Linked DNA regions of Mus musculus: region 2 is linked to region 1. The links are chromatin loops, found by intact Hi-C in ENCODE. Cell type or tissue: left cerebral cortex. All regions are shown on one strand. Each heading gives the region's core, and the rest is flanking DNA. Links, peaks and the distances in the headings are about the cores only.

What was found. A loop is a pair of places that touch in the nucleus more often than their neighbours do. Peaks named below come from ENCODE experiments on the same cell type or tissue, not always from the same donor. Only the 100,000 strongest peaks of a DNase experiment are listed, where the experiment ranks them.
Region 2: it touches region 1 in a loop (2.4-fold over the local background); 1 of 42 quality-filtered maps calls a loop at or near these places.

The regions. Positions count from the first base shown.
Region 1 is chr12:84,313,868-84,320,714 of GRCm38, reverse strand. Ptgr2 (prostaglandin reductase 2) reads right to left here. Exons shown (of 10, transcript NM_029880.3): 10 at 4,883-6,778. The coding sequence ends at 6,702. It overlaps Zfp410 (zinc finger protein 410), which reads right to left and starts at 3,856. Exons shown (of 12, transcript NM_144833.4): 1 at 3,541-3,856. In left cerebral cortex, for the core only: no CTCF peak of the experiment used is centred there; DNase peaks (open chromatin) are centred at 3,679 and 3,868; H3K4me3 peaks cover 1,989 bases; H3K27ac peaks cover 1,679 bases.
Region 2 is chr12:84,403,914-84,410,917 of GRCm38, reverse strand. It overlaps Entpd5 (ectonucleoside triphosphate diphosphohydrolase 5), which reads left to right and starts at 1,889. Exons shown (of 16, transcript NM_001026214.2): 1 at 1,889-1,948; 2 at 5,443-5,512. Bbof1 (basal body orientation factor 1) reads right to left here and starts at 1,850. Exons shown (of 12, transcript NM_028377.3): 1 at 1,663-1,850. The coding sequence starts at 1,736. In left cerebral cortex, for the core only: CTCF peaks have their summits at 1,848, 2,559 and 3,423 (motif pointing right); DNase peaks (open chromatin) are centred at 1,881 and 2,640; H3K4me3 peaks cover 2,068 bases; H3K27ac peaks cover 1,550 bases.

The DNA of each region.
Region 1 (6,847 bases), core at 1,848-6,847:
ACGCAATGGATTCATCTGCATTCTTCCTCCTTCCCACCATTCCTTCTTTCTTGGTCCCCACTGGATTCTGAACCTAAGGGTCTGTCTATCCATGCTGAGCATAGACCTTGCTGGTTCCCTAAACCAAAACTCCTGCGTAACTCCCCACCACCCCAGGCTTTGGCATATGAATTCACTTAATTTGGTGGAATTATTGGTAAAATTGGGAGTACTGCTATCCATAAAGCGAAGACAGTAAAAAGTTTGCCCAGGATGGAGATTTTTCCATTAGTAGCAGGATAGACTGGAAAGTTGGACTAAGACAGATATTAAGAAACCCTGTAATTAGGGCCTGTAAGAGGGGTCAATTTGTAAAGGTGATTGCCACCATACCTGACGACTTCAATTCAATCCCCAGGACCCATAGGATATAAAGGAAGAACTAAGTCTCATCAACTGTCCTCTGCCCCCCACATATGTGCACACACAAATACATCTAAGTTTTAAAAGAAGTACTAGAATTAATGCTTTTATTTCTTTTATAAAACAAAGAATCATAAATACCCAACTTTTCTTCCTATGTACATTTTTTTCTTCCTGAAGCACTTAAATGGTTTAATATTGTTTATTTACTCATGTTCATGAGGAGAAGAAAGCAAGGTTCGAGAAATCACCAAGTTATGAAGCTGCATAAGCAAGCTGGCATGATGAGCTGGCTCAGACAGGGAAGGATTACATCTAAGTTTGATCTTGAACTTCAAGGGCTTTGGCAATTCCTCTTCCCAATTCCCGCTCATATAACAAGCCAAGAAATTGCCAGATGTTTGTTCCGGTTATCTTTAAAGTGCAACCACCTCTGTGACTCCTGGAGCGCAGAATCACTAAGAAATGAGACAATTCACTGTCGCTTTGGTGTTACCCACAAAATCTTTCTATTTAGTGGCTTTGTTTTAATAATCTTTGAAAACAAATAAGGCTATTGTGGAACAACTGCAATATCCATATCGTAATGGAATACAGCCATACAATCCTGGTACGCAATGTATGGTTTGTATAGGTCCTGAACAAACAGCAGGACACACGAGAATAAGTTGACCCCTGTTTAAGAGCCAGGTGCAATAGCTGGCATCTACAGTCTCAGCAATGGGGAGATTGAACCAGAAGGACGGGGGTGGGGGGGTGGGGGGGATGTTTAACAGCTAGCATGACCTACACTGTAAGATCATATCTGGAAGTAAAAAGAAAGCAATGTGTTCAGAGCACAGTGGCTTACCAAGTGTCCTCTGTGGACTTCATCTGTAACACAGAACTTGCTAAGTACACTAGCCAGCAGTATAATGGAAGTACAAAAGCTAGGTTTGCTATTTACAGTTCCATTACCTAGCTAGCCAAGTTCAAAAGCTGAAATGTAAATTTTGTTCTTGCAGTGCAAATCTTTTAAAAAAATAAGTTTGGGGCCAGACGTTGTGGCACATACTTCAATTCCAGCACTCTGAGAGTAGAGATAAGCATATATCTCTAGGAGTTTGAGGCCAGCCTGGTATACATATTAAGTTCCCAGGCCAGTCAAGGCTATATAGTGAGACCTTGTCTCAAATATGAAGTTTCATTGACACAGTTCACATAACATAAAATGCACCCATTTTTAAGATTTTTAATGTTTATGTATTATGCATGGGTATTTTGCCTACATGTCTATACATCATGTGCATGCAGAACCCATGGAGGCAGAGGGACATGGACCCTCTGGAACTGTAGTAGGTTATGAGTCACCATGTGGGGTGCTGGGAACTAAGCCCAGGTCCTGTTACACACTTTGAAAAGTACAGTAAACTGTCTTCAGTGTAGTCATAGTTCCGAAATCACACACGAGCATTTCTGTTTGTTTGATGTTTGGGGGGTGGGGTGGGTAGGGGGAGCTGGAAGGGTTCAGACAGGCTCTTGCATAGCTCAAGCTGGCCTGGAACTCTACAGGAATCTGAGGCTGGCCTTCAACTCCCACTCCTGCTTATGCCTCACAGTACCGAGATTAAAGGTGTGTACCACCATACTTGGCTAATTTTACATTTTCCCAAAAAGAAACCCTGACGTCACTACCCACTTCTAAATTAGTCATTATTGTGAGTTTAAATGACTGCCATACAGGTTTCCAGTGAGCACTGGATAAATATTCAGACAATAATTCAGAGGATAAATAACATGACAAATGATACCCAATTCCCTACCCCTTCACTCTGACTTTTCAATTCCAAACTTTCATTAACTGCTTATGGACTAATTCTGCATATATATCCTCAGCATGTCAAACCAAACCATGTCTAAACACGGATTATCATCTCCCCTACCAAACCTGTTCTTCTTGAATTATCTTTTATTTATTGCCCAATCTTCCCACTCAGCTGCAAATTTTACCTAGCAGTGCCTCTCATCCTACATGTTTTAATAATCCCAGCAATTAATAATAACCAGACCCCAAAGTGACTCCTGTGATGCTGTTTAGATTTCTCAGTATCTTTCTGCTTGTCACTCTCCATATGCAGTTTAGTATCTCAGAATAATGGCCAGCCCTTAACGGTAAACCTCTTCACTGACATACTCCTCCCCCCACTGCCCCCCCAAAAAAAACCTTAGAAATTGTGGGATTTACCTAAATTTGACACCTACTGGGATACAAAGCTCAAATTAGAACCACATTTTCTGATGCTTGGCTGCCCTGTATCTGCCACAAAGTGTAATTTCTCAACGCCAAACACCCAGAATTGCGCGTTTTGACCTCAAACTATGTTTTATTCTCTTTACATATGTTCCACTGATCTTTGTGTCTAATGTAATGTAAATGTATGAACTCTTAACCCCAAATCAATAATATTTCACTCCCAAATGGTTCCTAAGTACATCTCAGAGCCTCATGAGCAAGTGAGATAAAGTTTAATAAACTAATTGGATCGTCTTCTTTTGAGAAACTTCAGAGAACAAGTTGAACGAGCAAAACACATCCTGGCTGCAAACACTCGCTGCCCACACACGGGCCTGAGGTGACAGGCAAAGGAGACCCCAGAGGTCCGGCTCTGGTCCGCAGACGTCCCTTCCCTATTCCAGCCCAAGGCAGAGAGTGGACCCAGGAAAGGTGCCGGCAGCCCTGGGTGAAACGCGGGCAGGGCACCGCTGTCAACCCTTCCCGCCAGCACAAAGGCCTCAGCCGAAGGCCCTTAGGTCTGCGGGCGGGCCCAGCCGCGGGTGCAGTCCGGAGCCTCCGCCCGGGGGACTCGCTGACTCCCGCGTTCTGGGGGGGCAGGCTGGTCTCCAAGCTCCCTCCCTCAAGAACAAGCAAAGGAGGAGAAACGGTGCGCCCCAGATCCCCAAAGGGGTTAGGGCCGCAGCCGCCGGGCTTCGGACCGGTCGCTCCCCGCCCGCTAGACGCCTGGGGGAGTCTGGGGGGACGGCTTCCTTGCGCCCTTCGGGGGCGAACCCGGCTCTAGATCCCCAGACCCCATAAGTGGCTTCCTTTCTCGGCGGGACCACCTACCCGAGCGGGGGTGGCTACACTAGCCTGGAGCTCACCTTCCAGTCTCGGGCAGCCGTCCGTCCGTCAGTCAGCCCCGAATCCCGTCCACACACGGCGTCTTCCGGCTCCCGCCGGAAGCAGCTCCAGAGCGGGACAGGAAGTTTGGCCGCCCCCCATCAACATACCCACTCGCTTTCTTCTCCGCCCGCGGGTGTTTCTCAGGAGGAGGCGCTGACTCTTGGGCCGCTGCTTGAGAGCGATCCTTCGCTCCCCGCTACATACACACGCATACACAGCCCGAGACACACACAGGGTTCCCTCCCGGCCGAGGAACCGCAGCGCCCCGTCCCCTCCTGTCTGCCCTTCAGGGTTCTCAGGTCCGCGAAATCTGAAACCAGGTCAGTGCAGTCTAGCCGTGACGTCACTGCCTTCCCGCTGAGCGGAGCTGTTCAGCAGGGGCCGCGGCGGCTGGGATGGGTGAGACGGCGCGGGGTGGAGGGTAGCTTTCTCCGGAGCTGAGGACCTGTGACAGCTCCCGAAACACCAAAAGCCCATGAAGAGCACCTGAAATGTTCATGGCCCAAAGAGGGACCTGGAAATCAAGCCTTGCATTGCCCCTAGGACTGGGTGTGAATTTAGGCACACGTACAGCGTTAGAAACATTTAAGAATTCTCCAGAGATCTTGGATGCACTGACTGAGGGCTCAGATAACTAAGTTCCAAGCTGGATAATAGTTCTTGTTGAAACTTTCGAGTTTGACTGCATGAAACTTAAGATCTGCAGTGGTGGCACACGCCTGTAACTCCAGCAATCCCAGTACTCCAGGAGTTCCCGGTGAACGAGGGCTACATAGTTGAGACCTTGTCCAAAAAAACAAAAAACAACAACAACAACAAAACATGATGCGGTGTGGAAGAGTAGGGGACTAAAGATAGTGCCTGTGAGATATAATGTTCTCTGAAGGCGCTCATTTTCAAGTTAGAGATAAGCCAGGAGTCTGGATGAGCTAGGGAGTCATAGTTTTGGTACAAAATGTTCCGGGAGAAAACATTTCCTCGATACAGTTTGTCCTGCGCACTGAGAAGCATGACTGTGATCCCATTTGAGGATGGCCATGACAAGGACAACTGGCCTACACAGTATCTGGGACAAAAATCTTGGGGTGGCAAGGAGATGTTTACTAGGAGCTAAAATCCTAAAATTTAAGAAAGGATTAAAAAACAAAGATTTACCAGTTACCACTATATGAAGAGATGAAGAACTGTTCAGAAAGAAAAACTGGGGTCCAGAGAAAGTATGTAAAACAAGGTTAGAACGCTGCAAAATTTGATTTAGTGGCTGCTAATTTGTTTTGCCTCTAAAATATATTGACTGTAAAAAAAAAAAGTGGTCATAAGTCATACTCAGAAAACATCTCCAGTTTTATTTTTCTAAAGGTTGAGAAAATTAAGAAAACAAATGTGATACATCAGTATATCTGGAATAGTCATGTCTATAACCATTGGTTAATTTACTTAATCCTATAGCTTTCTGGAGCTTGATTACTTGGGGCTTGTTGTGGGAAGGTACCATTGGGGATTGACCTCAGAGCCCCTAGAGTACTGATCAGTGTTCTGCCCTGACCACTCCGACTCACTTTCATCAGTGAAACTCTTAGTGATGTTTATATCTATTAGTTCTCCAAAGTATAAGCCCAGAATGGGGATACAGGCCTTTAACACTGGCACTCGGAGGCAGACAGCCAAGTGGATATCTTTGAGTTCCAGGCCAGCCTGGATTACATAGCAAGCTACCTAACAGACTCTTGTCTTTAAAAAAAAATTCCTAAAATAAACACAAGCTTTTATCAGCACGTAGTAAGTTGTTAGGCTTGCTACTCAATTAGTTGTTTGGCAGAACACAAACATCATCCCTGGATGTAAACCTTGTCTCTGGAGACTCCCAACCACTCATTTATCTTCTCAGACCACTCCCAGCCCAAAACGTCCTACCCCAAACTGTTCCACAATCTGTAAATACTCCCAATGCTGCCCGAAATCCTATGTACTTATGCCATTAAGTACAGACAGGCTGGAGAGGTGGCCAACACTAAGAGCATCTCCTGCTCTACCAGAGGATCTGCATTCTAGAACCCAGCACTCACATGGTGGCTTCAGACTCTCTCCAGTTCCAGGGGATCCAATGCCCCAATACCCTCTCCAGCCACTCTCCACTGTAGGCACCAGACATGCATGTGGTGTACAGACAAACATTCGGGTAAAGACTTTTAAAGTCTCTCATCAAAAATATGGAAAGGCTTTCTCAATTCTAATACTCAGTTTAAGAATGGTAAAAATGTTACCAGTTCAACAAATGTTAACTGCTTCTCACCTTAGAATTCGTAGACTGTTTATTCAGTTCTAAAAGTAATTTAAAGATATATATATATATATATATGATCCACTAATAGTTGGGGTTAAAAACCACCCAGGTTTTTTAAATATTTGATACAAATATATGTAATATTAATTTTCACAAACAAAATTAGCCACATATTAGTGAGTGACAGCTGCCTGGCATCCCAGCAGGCTCAGCAGTGGGAGACCTGAGGAGTCAGTCCAGCCTGAGCTAAACTAACAGACCCATCTCCAAAACAATATTATTAGTTATTATAAGAAAAATAATCAGGCATAGTGGTACATGCCTACAATTCCAGGACTTAGGAGACAGAGCCCCAGGATCACAAGTTGGAGGCCAGTGTGGATGTCATATAGAGATCTTGCCTCAAAAACAAAGTAAAAAAGACAGAAAAACAAGTAATACTAACTTCAATCTAGTGTGGCATTGGTTCTCAACCTTCCTAATACACCCACCCTTTAATACAGTCTCTCATGTTGTGGTGACCCCCAACCATAAAATTATTCGGTTATTACCTTATAACTGTAATTTTGCTGTTATGAATAATAATGTAAATATCTGTTATGCGAGATATCTGATATGTAACTCCTCCGGAGGGGCCGTAACCCACAGCTTGAGAACTCCTGTATTATGGCAGGCAATCACATGTTAAATGTAGAGTGAATATGATATGGAAGATAAAGTGGTTATACAACAAAGAAAATATTATCACACTAGAATCAAGAACTATCTGTACAGAAAGATTATTTTTAAATGCATGTTAAGAATCTTTGTGGGAAGTGAAAAATGGAGGGCTTCCTTGATGAAGACACACCAAGACTACAGAGAAGAATCTTCTGAAATGCAGACGATCTGTTTCCCTACGTTGCCCCCTGTCATCATGGACTGGAATGCAACTGAAAGAAAAACAAAACTTGTTGTCTGAAAAGAGAAATGTTACTATATGTCTGTTAGAAGTCTAACAT
Region 2 (7,004 bases), core at 920-5,919, 91 kb before region 1:
ATATATATTAGTATTCATATAAGAGACTTAAATTGGTGCTTCTTCCTCAAGAGGAGAACTTTGGAGTATGACTATTAATTATTTTTGAAGTATGACTTAAAGGATGAGAAAAACAAAGAGGAAATAAGAGGCCAAATGTATTTCATAAAGCTCTCTAGCTTCTCATGTACTCCATTCTCCATATTCTTGTTTCCTGCTCTTTGCTGTGCTGAGTATCAGACCCAGGCTCGAGCATGCTAGGCAAGTGCTCTGCAATCCTTTCTCCTCTTTCACTCAGTTGTGAGCCTGGGTCTCATGTTCTACACGAAGACACAATTGTTGTATATCTGTCCTCTCCACAGCCTTTGTTGCTATTGTTTTGTTTTGCTTAGTTCTTAGACAAAGGATCAGGTTACTTGGGGCAGGTATGTTAAGTACTTCATTTGTTGGTAAGTACTTCATGTTAAGTACTTCAATTGTTGGTAACACATTATCCCAGGCTTTAAGGATGCCTGAAAAACACACACCATAGTCATTGATGCAGAGATGGGGGAAAAAAAAAGTAAGACCTTGGGAATGTAGACATGTAGAAGCAGAATGTACAGTAAGCATACATCAGGTAGAAGTAGAATGTATAATAAGCATACATTAGGAAGAAGAAGACTGAATGGTATGCATACATCAGGTAAAGTTAGAGTGCATGGTATGCATGTATCAGGTAGAAGTAGAAGTAGAATGCATGGTAAGTATACATCAAGGCCCTAGGATGGATTCAAAAGGTAAAGTCCTTTGAAATAAAGATTGCACCAGCATTAACAAAACACTGTGGTACAGAGCTGGAGAGATAGCTCAGAGATTAAGAGCACTGACTGTTCTTCCAGAGGTTCTGAGTTCAACTCCCAGCAACCACATGGTGGCTCACAACCATCTGTAATGGGATCTTCTGGAGTGTGCCTAAAGACAGCATACAGTGTATGCATATAAATAAAAATAAACAAATCTTTTTTAAAAAGAAAGTTACTCTCTTAAGTTACTTTGCTGGAGATGGTACCTAGGACCCTGCACAAGAAGCACTCTATCACTGAACTACACTCAGACTTGTTTTTAAAGACGAGGTCTCCATATGTAGCAGTGGCTGTGATCTCCCTGCCTCAGCCTCCAGAGCAATGCGACCAGAGGTGTGTGTTACTTAACTTGTCTCCAGAGAATTCACATTACAGTCACAAGCTTAAGCGATCCCTTTGCATTTCTCATCTACGGCGTTGAACTCCTTGTGTGACTCCAAAGTCCTGAGGAACCATCCTGTAGCCCAGTCATTCTATTGACATTCTAGCAACAATTCCTAGGGACCATCCATGGGGTTAGCGCTATAGCTGTTCACTCTGTGTCTCTGTGTGTGGTGTTTGTGTGTGTACTGATCCGTCCAGTTAAATCATTTCGCGTGCTCCCTTTGATCCCAAGAGGATTCCTGAATGACCCAAGGAACAACTTTAACCACTCAGACAAGAGCTAGAATAGAAAAGAATGTGTTTATATCAGTCTCACAATGGAGAGCTCTCAGATCTTAGGGCCAATCAAGAATGAACAGGAGCTGTCCACAAAAGCCTGACAGAGGCATCCAGTTAGCGCCGCAAAATGACAAGGGTAGGCAGGGGGAACGGGGAGCCTCTGCGCTGCTCTTACTTTGGTTCTTTGCCTTTGTTTTTGCCTTTCCTCTTGTCTTTCCTCTTGTCTTTCCTCTTGTCCTTCGCCGGCATCTTGACTTCTGCGGGAGTCTCACCGTGCTGGTGTCCTGGTGGCCGCCACCTGGGCCGACTCCGTCTCTAAGGAAACCACCACGCCGAAGGGCTAACGTCCTCCGCGCCGTTGAGGGCACGCGGAGGGCGCACGCGCGTGACGTGACCGCGGCGAGGGGCGGGGCGGAGATCGCTCCGAGGCGGCGGGCGTCCGCGCCAGGGCGGCGCGCGCGGTGAGTGTGCACGAGCCTCGGCGGCGCTCCCGGGGTTGGAGCCGGGCGGGAGGCCGGGAGCTCGGCAGGGGCGGGTGTCGGGCGCGGGGCTGCGGCGTCTTAGCCTCCCACGACTTGTCTCGCGCCCCCTGAGGCTCCATGGCCGGCGGCTCTCCGACCGCCCCGCGCGCATCGGAGCGGCGCCAGTGAGGCTTGAAGCGCTTCCAGTCGGGCGGGCGGATCTTCCAAGCCTCTGGCGCGGCCACCGTGGCGGTCCTGCCCGCATCCCTGCTTCTGTCTCGGTGGCGGCGCCCTCGCTGCCCGCCTCATGCTTACCTCCCCTCCATCCTCGCTTCTGTCTCGCGGGCTCCCTGGAGGACAGTGCACCCGGGGACATCCCAGGCCAAACGCTTTCAGGGAGGCAGTTGACTTTTCCGAGGGCGGTGGCTTGAGTGAGGCTGTCAGCCTCCGAGGGTCCGCGGGCTCCGGTGCTCAGACTCTGGCTCCCCTGCCTGGAGCGGTGTGGCGGGGGGGGGGGGGGGGGATCGTTGGTCCCCGGATCTAGGTGGCAGGTGCTTGGCTCCAGCCGACCGCCAGGTTCCTGTTAGTTAACATCGCCCACATCCTCTAGTGCCTGAAGTCCCATTGCTGCAAGTTGCATAAAGTTGCAAGCACTTGCCTCGCACCCGGGTTCCCGAGGAGTAGTACTCCATCCAGTATTCTAGTTGGTTCAGAAGAGGAACCCTGTGATTATGTCTTCATTCACTGAGCGTGAGTGAGTCATTACGGAAGACAGGTATTGTGGCTGCCTTGTCAATAGGCTTGGGAGTGAAGCGCGGTTCTGCTTTATCACTCCGCTTCAAATTTCATTTAACATTTATTTTGAAACATCATTGTTAGAACTCCTCCTCCCCTCTCTCTAGGGAGACCTTAGTTACTAAGCCCCTAACTGTAAGGTGACATCTTTGACCTCTAAATCTCTCTTTTCCCACCTCATCCCCCCCCCAGAGGGCGTGGTTTGTGTGGTTTGTAAATTTTGCGGTTAGAGTAAGCAAGTAGATTTGATGAGAGACCTTGGAAACCGTTTGAACCTTCTGCTAGCACGGCTATGGCCTATTTTGACTATATTTCTGGTGACATGCCATGAACTTATGAGTAGAATCACCTCTACATCATGTACCTTCCCTTAGATAATGTACATTACCTCTGAGAAGCAATCTATAAAGCACCTATTGCTAACTAGCAGAAAGGGAGTAGGGGCATTTTCTGTCATAGGTATGTATATTTAGACTTTTTATTTATTTGTTTGTTTGTTTGTTTTACAAAAATTGGTTGTAAATAAAAGCCAGTCCCACATTTACCATTTGAATATACTTCTACAGATTATCTCAGACATAAAATTTTGACTTAAAATAAAAGTGTCTTTGTTTATTTTTTTCACCGTTATTTTTATTTTATATATATGGACGTTCTGCCTGCAAATCTATGTGCTAGGTGTATGCAGTGCCTCTGGAGGCCAGAAGAGGTCGTTGGAACTTGAATTAGAGATGGTTGTGAGCTGACATGTGGATGCTGAGAATCAAACCTGGGACCTCTGGACTAGCATCCAGTGATCTTAACCCAGAGCCATCTCTCCAGACCATCACCCCCTCTTTTGAGATCCAGCCTCACTATGTGTGTTTTCCTGGACTAGAACTCTCAAAGATCTGCTTTCCTTTGCCTCCGAGTGCTGCAATTAAAGATGTGGAGCCTGGGAACGTTGCTTCTTAACATATGCATAGTGCTTTTCTTATTTTATTTTTCTTTCCCAAAACAGAATTCCTCCATGTAGCCTTGGCTCTCTCTGTAGACCAGGCTGTTCTGGAAATCACAGAGATCAGCCTGCCTCTGCCTCCCAAATGCTGGGATTAAAGGCATGTGCCACCACAGCCAGGTGGCAGGTTTGTTGTTGTTATTGTTGTTTTGAGGCAGTGTCTAGTATACAGCTTCGGCCTTCTAGGAACTCAAGGTGTAGACCAGGCTAGCCTTGAACTCATCTGCCTGCCTCTGCCTCCGGAGTGCTGGGATCAAAGGTGCGCACTGCCACATTAGCTATGCACAGTGCTTTAAAGTACTTATAGTTAATTGTATTTTATCAAACAAATAATGTTTTTGATATTACAATAAAATTATATCGTTTTAACTCTTTTTAGTTGTTGTTGTTTTTGCTTATTTGGGTTTCTTTGAGGCAGTGTTTCTCTATGTATAGCCCTGGCTGCACTGGAATTCTCTGTAGACCAGGCTGACCTTAAGCTCTCTGAGATCCCCTGCCTCTGCCTTCTGAGTGCTGGGATAAAGGTGTGTGCCACCACCACCTGGCCTCATTTTACTCTTTTGTGAATGTTTTATAAATTAATTTTTATATTAAAATTTAGGGTGTAAATATATATCAAATTTCAAGGTCTACCTAAATTTATTGATATTTCACAACCCTACTCAAAAACCATTTTTTAAAAAATTAAAATATAAAACATCCATTCCCCTCCCCCCTTTTTATTCCATTCAGCTGTAACCAACCCCATATCCCCCTAGCACTTACTTATCTTCTCTCTCTGTCTCTGTCTCTCTCTCCCCCCTTCTCTTTCTGGTTCGTGGCTTCTTTTTCTTTAACTGTTGGTGCATATATTTTTAATTATATATATGTGTGTGTGTATGTGTGTGTGTGTGTATCTTATATATGTAACCATATATTATATATATAGCAAATAAAAGCAACATGCTCAGTTCATATTATGTTACTTACTTGTATGTATATGATCAAGATGAGGCCAATAGACTTGCTAACATGGCAGGGAGAAATCTCACAGGGCCCCTACCCAACCCTAGACAAGCACTACAGGCAACTAAGGGATGCTGAGATTGGGAGAAATAGTCTTACCCAGGGAAGAACCTCCCATTGGTTACTCAGTCCCAGATGGTCAGACATGAATATATATTTTAAAACTTGTGAATTTACTCTCTACATGAGTCTGTGTGTGTGTATATATGTGTGTGGGCAGGTGAGTGTGTGTATGAATATGTTGTGTGCATAAAGTCTATTCTCTCCTTTCTGGGTTCTGGGAATTGAACTCAGGTTGTCAGGTTTGCATAGCAAGTACTCTTATTCACAGAGCCATCTTGCCAGCACCATGTGTAATCACTGGAGAAAGGCCAAGATACTTCATTTTGGTAGAAGTAGTTCTAGAAACTACACTGTTCTCCACCAAAGAACTGGGTATTGTTATTCAGTCAGCTATTGACAAGAAGCAACTGATAGCACGGAGTATGCAGTAGGAAGTTCCTCTTCAGAAGCTTATCTGTTATCATTTCCTTCTGGGATTGCTGGTGGGTAGCTTTACTGTTAAGTTTCAGGGAAATACTTTGTTTTATGAATTTGCTTTGTCTCATTGTTGGGAATGTTAAATGCTTTTAAGACATAAGCTATATAGTGTTTTGTTGACTGGGGCTTGTTAACTTTCTATGTTCAATCCTTACAGTTCTTGGTTGACACAGGAATGAAGAGTGTATTGGCTGAATCTTCAAGCAGAGGCGATCATTATGACCCTGGTAAGTAGACTATTTATCCAGATGTAGGTACCACCTCAGCTAGCTTAATGCTGAATTTGTACTTCAGAGGCTTCTGGGTAGGAATTGTTTGTTTTATGTTATTCCTGAATTTGACCACCTTTTGCCAAAAGATTTTTTTTTCTTTCTCAATGATTGTATTATTGTCAGATGTCAGTTCAGGATTATTTTGTATCAAAATTAATAGTATTCATAATCTTTTCTCCAGGTGTTTTCATAACTCTTTAATCATTAGTTATCTGTGATTTTACTGGGCTTTACTTAAAATTTTTACACTGAAAACATTGTTAATTTTATTTTCATGAAGCCTTTTATTTTATTTTATTTTATTATGGTTTTTCAAGACAGGGTTTCTCTGTGTAGCCTTAGCTGACCTGGAACTCACTCTGTAGACCAGGCTGACTACGAACTCAGAAATCTGCCTAAATAAGATAGCTTATCGCCTCATATGTTCACTATAATTGTTTATTGGGGCAGTATAAACCCCTCTCCAATTAATGGTGTATTCTTATCTAAAAGACTGATTTTCATGCGTGGCTGAGAAAAGACCTTGTGATTGGGGCGGGAGGAGCAGTTGCAACAGCTGTCTCTGGAAGGTAATTATTGTAGCTCAGTCAGGCTCAAACAATGGAGAATGGAGGCTGGTCCTGCCAGATTCATTTTGATCTAAAGCCACAGTTTCATTGTACAGAGTGAGCGTTATGGGCAGTAGTGATCTGCGTGTGACGCTGTTCTGAAAGGAATAAGATACAGAAGGAAGGGCTGGTGAGATGGCTCAGTGGGTAAGAGCACCTGACTGCTCTTCCGAAGGTCCAGAGTTCAAATCCCAGCAACCACATGGTGGCTCACAACCATCCGTAACGAGATCTGGCGCCCTCTTCTGGAGTGACTGAAGACAGCTACAGTGTACTTACATATAATAAATAAATAAATCTTTAAAAAAAAAAAAAAAAAAAAAAAAAAAAAAAAAAAAAAAAAGATACAGAAGGAAGGAATTGAGTGTAAGAAAGAGCTTTACATTTCTTTTTTTTTTTTTTTTTTTAAAGATTTTTTATTTATTATTATATGTAAGTACACTGTAGCTGTCTTCAGACACACCAGAAGAGGGAGTCAGATCTTGTTACGGATGGTTGTGAGCCACCATGTGGTTGCTGGGATTTGAACTCTGGACCTTTGGAAGAGCAGTCGGGTACTCTTACCCACTGAGCCATCTCACCAGCCCCCTTTACATTTCTTGTAACTAGCAGCACACGGATTCTAAACCTCTACTGGAGTTAGAGGATTTGATTTGAGGACTGGAGGAATGTATGAAGAAGGAAGGATCATAAAGAACTTATGCTTCACTGATGGCCATGTGCTCTGACTAGTGTGGTGAGGTTTGGGCTGAGCCCTTGAGGCAGAAGGACTTCCCTGCCCCGACCCCCAGCGTGAGATGACTCTCCACACAGAGAAAGTCTGACTGCTTGCTCCTGCT